Regions from separate parts of the Homo sapiens genome. Here region 2 is linked to region 1. Evidence: read pairs that join two places in POLR2A ChIA-PET (ENCODE). Cell type or tissue: PC-9. All regions are shown on one strand. Each heading gives the region's core, and the rest is flanking DNA. Links, peaks and the distances in the headings are about the cores only.

What was found. Peaks named below come from ENCODE experiments on the same cell type or tissue, not always from the same donor. Only the 100,000 strongest peaks of a DNase experiment are listed, where the experiment ranks them.
Region 2: POLR2A ChIA-PET joins it to region 1 with 5 read pairs; 6 of 35 experiments call an interaction of 5 or more read pairs at or near these places.

What each region holds. Positions count from the first base shown.
Region 1 is chr16:75,277,766-75,283,142 of GRCh38, reverse strand. No RefSeq gene overlaps it. Among named protein-coding and RNA genes, the nearest start is that of BCAR1, 29 kb to the right of the region's middle. In PC-9, for the core only: no CTCF peak of the experiment used is centred there; DNase peaks (open chromatin) are centred at 2,612 and 3,002; H3K4me3 peaks cover 421 bases; H3K27ac peaks cover 2,053 bases.
Region 2 is chr16:75,412,750-75,418,126 of GRCh38, reverse strand. It overlaps CFDP1 (craniofacial development protein 1), which reads left to right. Exons shown (of 7, transcript NM_006324.3): 2 at 3,432-3,549; 3 at 5,373-5,377. Among named protein-coding and RNA genes, the nearest start is that of CFDP1, 18 kb to the left of the region's middle. In PC-9, for the core only: no CTCF peak of the experiment used is centred there; no DNase peak of the experiment used is centred there.

The sequences.
Region 1 (5,377 bases), core at 131-5,130:
ACTCACAAGTGGCCTGCCAGGTGCCCCCCTTTCTTTCTCTAAAAAGCAGGTTTTGGGGGGCCGGGGAAGCCAAGGGGACTGGGCCAGGCCATGTGCCCCTCTTCAAGCAGCTGCACAGTGGGATTGCCCCTGCCAGCTGACGATGCGAAACTGGCCGAGTCAGCCTCCTCCCAAAACATGGCTGTGACAGATGCTCAGAGGCAGGATGAACAGGCCATATGTTAGAAGGATGCTGCACAGGCCTCGACTTGTTAGATGCAAACTAAATGGTTCCTGACCTGGATAAATGAGCTTGAAATGTAAAGACACCAAAACGAATTACACTCAATGTCTGGATTTTCTGGCAGAAGTTATGGGGCTGCCTGTCTTCAAACTGCCCGGTGTCCTGAGTTGTCCCTGGGCCCTTAGGCCCAGGCTGTGCCTTGAACCTCCTGTGAGTGCCTTCTCTCAGTGGGAGGTGTGGCCAGATCTCCTGAGGATGTGCAGGAGTCTTACTGGGCAGAGCCCTCCTCTCCCAGGTCCGCTGAGCAGCCCCATTCATCTCTGAGAATGATTTCATGCCTTCTTCCACTGAACACATTTGCATGATAACCTGGGCCTGCCAGAGTTCGAGGCACCCCAACTGACAAATGGAACACATTTTTTAAGCTCATTGGGTGCCGAGGGGCACTGTCTGCAGCAGGCTGAACCCTCTCTGTATCAGACACCCTGTCAGGTTGTCTCTAGCAGGCTCACAATTTTGTTACCACTCTGCCATTGAGTTCCATTATTGGATCCTTGAATTTGAGGTTCAGGGTCCTGAGTCATGAGAAGGAAAAGCTGCCCATCTCCCAGTCACCATTCGCCCCACATCCCAGCCCTCCTGTACCAACAGGGTCCGATGTGTGCCCTTGAGCCGCCTATAGACAACTGAGCTAGAGACAACCAGAATAAGCATTATCATTATAAAGGCTTATTTTGTCTTTGTGATGCAGTAGTATTTTCCAAAAAAAATTGCAAATATCCCATGTGTTATAATAAAAAAATATGACTCACCCCTGTAATCCCAGCACTTTGGGAGCCTGAGGCAGGAGGATCATTCTAGCCCAGGAGTTCAAGACCAGCCTGGGCAACATACCAAGATCCCATCTCTAAAAAATCAAAAAATTGGCCGGGCGTAGTGTCGCGTGCCTGTGGTTCCAGCTACTCGGGCAGCTGAGGCAGGGGAATCGGCTGGCAGGTCAAGGCTGGAGTGAGCTGGGATCATGCCATTGCACTCCAGCCTGGGTGTGCAAAAGCAAGATCCTGTCTCAGTTAATTAACTATTAATTAATTATTTGGCTTTGTGTTTCTGGCACAGAGCTCCTAAAACCCTTGGAATTTACTGTCTTGTGTGCTAATGAGGGACCATGGCTTATCATAGGGGAGCCCTCGATAGCTTCAGGATGGGGACTGGGTGCCAGAAAACCAACCACATGATTTCAGCCCTCCCCTCCCAGCCTCCAGGGTGGGGAGAGGGGCCAGAGATGGAGCTCAATCACCACAGACTAGTGATTTAATCTATCATACCTATGTAATGAAACCTCACAAAAACCCCGAACCCCCTTGCACCCCCAAGTCCATGGGGACAGAGGCTACTGCACTCAGGACCCTTCCAGACCTCACCTATATACTTCATCTGGCTGTTCATTCTCATCCTGTATAATAAACTGCAATGGTGAGTACGGCACTTTCCTGAGTCTGTGAGTTATTCTAGTAAATTATCAAACTTGATAGGAGTGTGGGCACAGTGGCCCATGTCTGTAATCCCAGCACTTTGGGAGGCCAACGCAGGAGGATCAGCTTGAGTCCAGGCGTTCAAGACCAGTCTGGGCAATATAGTGAGACCCTGTCTCTACAAAAAAACTTAAAAATTAGCTAAGCATGGTAGCTGTCTGGTCCCAGCTACTTAGGAGGCTGAGGTGGGAGGATTGCTTGAGCCCAGGAGGTGGAGGTTGCAGTGAGCCAAGATTGTACCACTGCACTCTAGCCTGGGCAATAGAGCAAGACCCTGTCTCAAACAAAACAAAAAACCCAATAGGAAGAAGGGTTCATGGGAACCTCCAAATTTATAGTCAGCTGGGCAGAAGTATGAGTAGCCTGGACACTCCATTTGTAGCTGGTGTCAGAAGTGTGGGCAGTCTTGTGGGACCAAGTCCTTAACCTGTGGGGTGTATGCTAATTCTGGGTAGTGTCAGAATTGAATTGTCGGACATCCAGTTGGTGATGGAGAATTGGTTGGTGGTGGGAAAAAAACCTCACAGCCCACTTTTGTCTAACTCTTCCTTTAAGGCAGACAACTGACACAAGCGAATTGAGAGGCAAGGCAATTAGTGAAAGACACCCACATCAGATGCCCAGATCCTAATCCCGGCGCTGCTGACCAGCTGGTGACCTTGGGCACATGGCTTGGCCCTCTGCCTCCCCTGGCCTGTCTATAAAATGAGGGGGTTGATTAAATTATCCCTGGGGCTTAACACTAGGAATCTCTACTTCTAACAAGCAGCCAGGTGATTCTTCGGCACTCCAAAGCTTGAGAACCAGTGCTTATGACCTCCTTAGCAGTAAAATAATTAAAAGGCCTCCAGCTATATATTTAGGAAAATTACATCTTTCTTTATCCTTGCCACTTCAAATAACTGAAATTCCTAAACTGCTGCACCAGCAAAGCCACAATGAATAAGTCAGCCTAGGTTCCATCCCCGATGTCTGCCGAGACTCACCTGCAGGAACTTCCTCCTACTTTCAAAGAGCTTGGCTGAAGTCTCCTAAAAGTTGTGGGGGTCGGCGCCCGGGCACAGTGGTTCACGCCTGTAATCCCAGCATTTTGGGAGACCAAAGTGGGCTGAGCACTTGAGTCTAGGAGTTTGAGACCAGCCTGAGCAACATAGTGAGACCCTGTCTCTACAAAAAAATACAAAAATTAGGTCGGGTGCAGTGGCTCATGCCTGTAATTCCAGCACTTTGGGAGACCAGTGGATCATCTGAGGTCAGGAGTTCAAGACCAGCCTGGCCAGTATGGTGAAACTCCATCTCTACTAAAAATACAAAAATTAGCCAGGCGTGGTGGTGTGTGCTTGTAGTCCCAGCTGCTCAGAAGGCTGAGGCAGAAGGATGGCTTGAGCCCGGGAGGCAGAAGTTGTAGTGAGCCAAGAGCACACCACTGCACTCCAGCCTGGGTGACAGGAGTGAAATCCTGTCTAAAGAAAAAAAAAAAATTAGCCAGGCATGGTGGCACACACCTGTAGTCCTAGCTGCTTGGGAGGCTGAGGTGGGAAGATCACTTAAGCTAGGAGGTGGAGGTTGCAGCGAGCCAATATTGCCCCACTGCACTCCAACCTGGGCAACACAGCGAGACTCTGTCTCAAATGTTTTTATAAAAAAAAAAAGTTGTTGGTAACTTGGAGAAGCAGCTGAAGTCAGGCCTGAGAAGCAAGTGAGAAATTCAGACAACAAAATCCACCGAAGACCCAACAAATACAGCTGAAGAGACAACACTTTCCTGCCAGGTGGGCAACAGATGGCAGGACCCATGTGCACACACACACTCACACCAGCGAAGCCGAGTTTGCAGTGTGTCAGCTAGGTTGCCCTGCCGCTTGGAGACCCAGCCCCCACGCACCACACTCCTGTCAAAACAAGCCCTGAGCTAGGCGGATTCTCGCGGCTCCCGCTCCTGCCAGCTCAGCCAGGGCAGCCCCGCTGGGCTCTTCCTGCCAACCTGAGTTCTACTGGCTCTCCTCTTCCCTCCTTCTCTCTCCTCCTGATATTCCTCTGCTGTTCTGATGGAGAAGAAATCTATTCATTGAGAATTTGACAGCAGAAAAATGAAAGAAAATTTAAATCTCCTATAACCTTCCTAACAGAGAAAACTACTGTATACACTTTGGAATATTATTTCAGCCATTTTTTATGTGTTTAATGTGTTTTTCATACCTTTTTTTGTTTTTGTTTTTGTTTTTTGAGACAGGGTCTGTCACCTGGGCTGCAGTGCAGTGCTGCAATCATAGCTCACTGCATCCTCGACCTTGGCTCAAGCGACTCTCCTGCCTCACCTTCCTGAGTAGCTGGGACTACAGGTGTGCACCACCACGCCCGGCTAGTTTTTGTATTTTTTTTTTGTAGAAACGGGATTTTGCCATGTTGCCCAGGCTTGTCTTGAACTTCTGGTCTCAAGCGATCTGCCTGCCTTGGCCTCCCAAAGTGCTAGGATTACAGGCATGAGCCACCACGCCCAGCCACCCACACCTTTTCTTAACATACTTGGGATTTAGTGTACCTGTGCAATTCAATACAGAAGTCACTATCACCTGCAGCTCTTTAAATGTTAAATTTGTTAAAATGTAAAATTCAGTTCTTCAGTTGTGCTAGTCCAAGACCTCATGTGTTCATTAGTGGCCTATGGTTATTGTCTATGGAATAAGGGACCAGGCAGGTGCAGAACATTTCCATCATCACAGTCCTATCAGCCTGCCCTGGTGTGTGCAGTTTTAACCAAATGCTACGCGCTGAGCATTTCCCTATTAAATATTCTCAACATTCTTTGAGTACATTATTATTATTATTATTTTGAGGGAGGGTCTTGCTCTGTCGCCCAGGCTGGAGTGCAGTGGCATGATCTTGGCTCACCGCAACCTCTGCCTCCCAGGTTCAAGCGATTCTCCCACCTCAGCCTCCTGAGTAGCTGGGATTACAGGCATTCACCACCACGCCTGGCTAATTTTTGTATTTTTAGTAGAGACGGAGTTTCGCCATGTTGGCCAGGCTGGTCTTGAACTCCTGACCTTAAGTGATCCACCCTCCCAAAGTGCTAGAATTACAGGTGTGAGCCACTGCACCTGGCCGAGCACACGGTTTTTAAGGGCTGCAGAGCATATGCCATTTGTGGTTGTGCCATGGTTTATTTTACCGATCTTCCACCATTGGCCATTCAGGTCACCCACTGTTGTGATTATGAATGATGCTGTGGTGCACTGCTTTAGCCCTTTGATAATTTTCCACATTCCTGATTCTCTTTTTTTTGAGATGAAGTCTTGCTCTGTCGCCCAGGCTGGAGTGCAGTGGCGCGATCTCTGCTCACTGCAAGCTCCGCCTCCCGGGTTCACGCCATTCTCCTGCCTCAGCCTCCCGACTAGCTGGGACTACAGGTGCCCGCCACCACGCCCAGCTAATTTTTTGTATTTTTAGTGGAGACGGGTTTTCACCATGTTAGCCAGGATGGTCTCGATCTCCTGACCTCGTGATCCGCCCGCCTTGGCCTCCCAAAGTGCTGGGATTACAGGCGTGAGCCACCCCGCCCGGCCATCCACATCCCTGATTCTTTCTAGATTATTTCTATGAGTGAGTTTGTTGTGTTGGG
Region 2 (5,377 bases), core at 122-5,121, 130 kb before region 1:
CATGCATCACCACACCCAGCTAATTTTGTATTTTTAGTAGAGATGGGGTTTCACTGTGTTGGCCAGACTGGTCTCGAACTCCTGGCCTCAGGTGATACACCCACCTCAGCCTCCCAAAGTGCTGGGATTACAGACATGAGCCACCGCTCCCAGCCAATTTCTTTGATTTTATAATTGTGTCATTTCTCTTATTCTGAAGATCTAGATTCCTAACGTGATTAATTACTTGCTTTAACCTATGATATAAAGGAAATAGTTTCAAAATACCAGCATTGATGTTACTACACAGAGTAGAACTTTTTTTTTTTTGTCTTTGGAATGCATCTTGATGAAGATGTATAGTCAGAATACTGTTTTTAAAGTCCTGGGAATAGATCTTTTGTTTATGTGGTTATGTTATCATTTTGGTATACAGTTATGTTTATTTATTCAAACTTTTGAATTTAAGAGATTTTCAAAGTTCTGTAGAGAGATAAACACAGTGAACTCTTGCTTCTACTCTGTTTTATCCTGACCCTTATAAGGAGCTGTTTTCATTAGTTTCTTGTTTATCCTTCTAGTGTCGCTTTTTCCATATACAAACAAATATAAGCATATTCTTAATTCTTCCTTTTTCCTCATCCAGAGCTGGCATATTTCATACACTGTTCTTTTGCTTTTCCTCTCCTTTTTTTTCTGTTTAACTTAAGAGTATATCTTGGAGGTAAATACATAGAAATTTTACACATTGCATTGTAATGACTGTGGTATTCCATTATTTAGATGGACCATAGCATTTTCAGCCAGTCACTTACTGTGAGACAACTTGAGTTGTTTCTAATTTTTTGTTATTACAAACAGTACTGAGTGAATAAACTATTATATATTCTGGGATAGAAGTGGGACTGCTGGATAAAAAGGTAAATACATTTGTGTTTCTTTGTATTTTGGGGTGGTATTTGTTTTTGTTTTTGTTTTTGAGACAGGGTCTCACTGTCACCCAGGCTGGAATGCAGTAGCGTGTTCATGGCTCACTTCAGCCTTGACCTCCTGGGTTCAAGTGATCCTCCCCTTAGCCTCCCAAGCAGCTGGGACCATAGGCATTCTCCACCATGCCTGGCTAATGTTTAAAAATTTTTTTTAGATATGGGGTCTCACTAGGTTCAGGAGGAAGTAAAATTACATTTCTATGTTCAGATTGCTGTCTTAAGCAGGAACTCACTGCTCTCTTCATGAAACACTGTCACTTAGCCCTTGGTGTTTGGGATGTCAAACAGAATTCCATTTTGGATATTGATTGTTTCCACCTCAGCCTCAAATGCTTATTCTCCAGATTTTCACACAGCTGGCTCCTTCTCATCGCCTTTAAAAAATTTTTTAATTTATGTATTTATTTTTTTGAGACAGGGTCTTGCTCTGTTACCCAGGCTGGAGTGCAGTGGTGTGATCTTGGCTCACTCTAGCTTTGACCTCCCAGGCTCAAGTGATCTTTCTGCCTCAGCTTAGACTAGAGGTGTGTACCACCAAGCCCAGCTAATTTTTGTATTTTTTTGTAGAGACAGGGTTTCACAGTTGCCCAGGCTGGTCTTCAACTCCTGGGCTCAGGCGAACCACCTGCCTCGGCCTCCCAAAGGGCTGAGATTATAGGCGTGAGCCACTGGTTTACCTTTTTTTTTTTTTTTTAAATCTCTTTTATCATTGTTTTAGTTTTTACGAGCTTTTTTGTTTGTTTCATTTTTCTGAATTATTTTAAAAGTCTTATTTTTATTCCATGGATGCCACAGTTTCTCTTACCTCTTTCAGGATATTAATTACAAATCCTTTTTCCTTAAGTTTTTAATCTGTCCCCCTCCCCATCCCCTCTTTCTGCACTAATTTTGTTTCCTCTGAATTCCTTTCTGTTTGTCTTGAATCTTGCCTTTCATATTGGAGGCTTTTCTCAAGTGTTTGGTGGTCCTTGGTACATTATAAGTGAAGTATTTAAAAGCTGATTGGAGGCCGTGTGCGGTGGCTCCTGTCTGTAATCGCAGCACTTTGGGAGGCCAAGGCGGCTGGATCACCTGAGGTCAGAATTCAAAACCAGCCTGGCCAACATGATAAAACCCCATCTCTACTAAAAGTATAAAAATCAGCTGGGTGTGGTGGCACACTTCTGTAATGTCAGCTACTCAGGAGGCCAAGGCAGGAGAATCGCTTGAACTTGGGAGGCAGAGGTTGTAGTGAGCCAAGATCGCGCCACTGCACTCCAGCCTGGGTGACAGAGCAAGACTCCGTCTCAATAAATAAATAAAGCTGATTGGATGCACAGGAGTATCACAACAGTACTGTTTGTAATGACTCCAAATTGGAAACAACCTAGTTGTGCATCAGCAGTAGAATGAATAAACGGATTATGGTATAGTCATACAATGACACACTATTTACTGTTCAGGAGTGAGAATGAATAAACTACAGCTACACTGCAACAATGTGGGTGACTCTCACAAACATAATGTTGAATAAAAGAAGCCAGACACAGAAGAGTACACACTGCAGGCTTCTGTTGAAAGTTGAAAAGCAGGCAAAACTAACCCGTGACTTTAGAAGTCAGGATATTGGTTCCCTTTAGGGGTAGGGCAGTTGTTAGTGACTGGAAGGGAGCACAGGGGGCCTTCTGGGATGCTGCTAATGTTCAGTTCCTCGAGCTGGGGCCCTGGTTATGCAAGTGTGTTCACTGTGTGTCATTCCATTGAACTGTATATTAGATTTGTGTGCTTTTTGGTATGTACACTTCAATTGAAAGTTTATATGAAGTAAAAGAGGAAAAAGGTAGTGGAATCTCTGTGTGGGCAGGGTTGGTTTATTGACTGGTACCCACAGCATGTGGTCAGACATCCAAGCAACACTCTTTTGTTGGGGACCCTTGAATGTCAGTGTCTGACAATGGGACATGGGTGTGTTTGTTCTTTCTGCTATGTTTAACTGGAAGTCTTTAGGTTTCCTTTTAAACTTCTTTTATTGAGAAGACAAAGTGTTTTTTAAATTAGATTTGAAAGATACCCAAGATGAGGTAGTGCATCAGTTTCTTCTTTGAGAAACACATTAGTAGAATTGAAATTTCTGTTCATTCACTCATTCATTTAGTGAATACTTAAAAGTCACAATGAACAGGGTTTATGTCCTCTTGGAGTATACAGCACAGCAGAAATTACCAACATTAAATATAAGTGGGATGAGTTTTGGAGGGGAAATAGAGACTGCCATGGAAGCCTACGATAGAAGAACGTAGGGTAGTCTTCAGGGGCAGAGAAGACTTCCCCAAGGAAATGATGTTTTCGTTAGGTGAAGAGTAGGGGAAAATTCACTTTTTCTTAATGAAAATGTCTCGGTGTGAAAGCTTGTATTAATGAAAATGTCTCATCTTGATGTGAAAACCTTTATTCCTGTCTGATCACCCTGTTATGTGATTTCAGGTGGAGAGTATAGTGAAGATGATGTAAATGAATTAGTGAAGGAAGATGAAGTGGATGGTGAAGAGCAGACACAGAAAACCCAAGGGAAAAAAAGAAAGGCCCAGAGCATTCCAGCCAGGTGATGCTGCCTTCAAGGCCCTTAGAAGTTAGGGGCTATTGTCACAACCATCCTGATTGCTAAGATTGGTCTCATGATAGATTTAATGAAGCCAGAGTTTCTAACCCTTTTCTCTTTGAGGGAAACATTTGCTGTTATTTTAGGATTAACTTCTTGGTCTCTGGAAAGCTTTAAACATTTTGAGCTTTAATGTAAAGAAAATGTTAATAGGTAATATGTACATATGGTTAGAACAGAAAATTCAGTCCCTGAAAAGATGTTTACCCTGTTCCTAGACCTTGTTGCTTTGCCTCTGAAGAACTATGCTACCAGAGATAGTCTGTGCATGCAAATGCATATATGTCTATATTTTCTTCATTTTTTTTTTAGAAAAAAAATATAAATAGTAGCATACTCACTTTCTCATTTTCATTTCTCTTTATTTCACATCTTGGAGATAGTACCATGGCAGTATCTCCTCCTTTTCATAGTATTACGTTATGTGAATAGGCCTTACTTTATTTAGGCTTTCCTGTATCGAGGGATGTTTAGATTGTATCTAGTCTTTACTACAACAAAGAAGAGTGCAGTGAATATTCTTTGTATACATGTATACAAAGTATACATAAATATATAAATGTATATAATGTATACATGTATAAATATATCTGTAAATGTAACATTTAGAAGTGGAATTGTTTGATCTAAGGTTATATATGCAATTAAATTTTAAAAATACAGATATTAGCCCATTGCCTGGCATAGGCCTGGTATGGGCTTCTTTTCCCATGAAAATTATGAAAATTCTGACAGGTTATTTAACTTAGATAAGGGCATCTTCCATAGAAGTCTTTTACCTCACTTGGGTGTTTCTGTCTTCCTGGGCATTGAAGCAAAAAGCAGATTATCATTTATGAAAAAGAAAAAAGAATGTAGATATTAGATTGATTCACCTAAAGTCAAAATAGTCTAAGAAGCAATATACTCTTATAAGTCTTGGGCCCAGTTTTTTTGTCCTTGAATTTTTTTTTTTTTTTTTTTTTTTTGAGACAGAGTCTCGCCCTGTTGCCTAGGCTGGAGTGCAGTGGCGTGATCTCTGCTCAATGCAACCTCCGCCTCCTGGGTTCAGTTCCCTGCCTCAGCCTCCGAGTGGCTGGATTATAGGCACCCACCAACATGCCCGGCTAATTTTCTCATCTTGTTGTGATGAAAGTTTATATGAAGTAAAAGAGAAAAAAGGTAGTGGAATCTCTGTGTGGGCCTTGGCCTCCCAGAGTGCTGGGATTACAGGTGTGAGCCACTGCGCCTGGCCTGTCCTTGAATTTTTCTATGTTCCAGCTCTCAGTTCTTCCGAAAGTGGGAAGAAACATGGATTTTTTTCTTTTTCCTTGAGAACTCTTGGAAGAAATAGTGCAAATAAAGTTGAGGCTCTTCTAAATAGAACTTGTTCTACAAATGGAGTAGCTTTAAAAAGTCAACAATGTCTGGCACATATAATATGTTCTTAGAATATTCTTTCTGGATAGATTAATTCTGTGATTAGGTGATTTGGATGTTTTCTTTGTGAAAACAGCTGGTCCTGATTTAGAAGGAGAACGCTATACTTTGATTTTAAGTGATTGGAGAAAAGTTAGCACTAAGAGCTCAGTTTTTTTTTTTTTCAATTCTTTTTTTTTCTTCTATAAAATTTCAGCTTAACTCTTCTACTCACTTCAGTATATTAACCAGTAGTCCCAGAATTTAAAGTGTTCTTGGGTTTATAAGATTACCTTTGGGATTGGGAGAGGGATAACTGAAATCGTTTTGTGCTGTCTTTCCTTTTTCCTGTGACTGCTGGTGATTAGGAAGA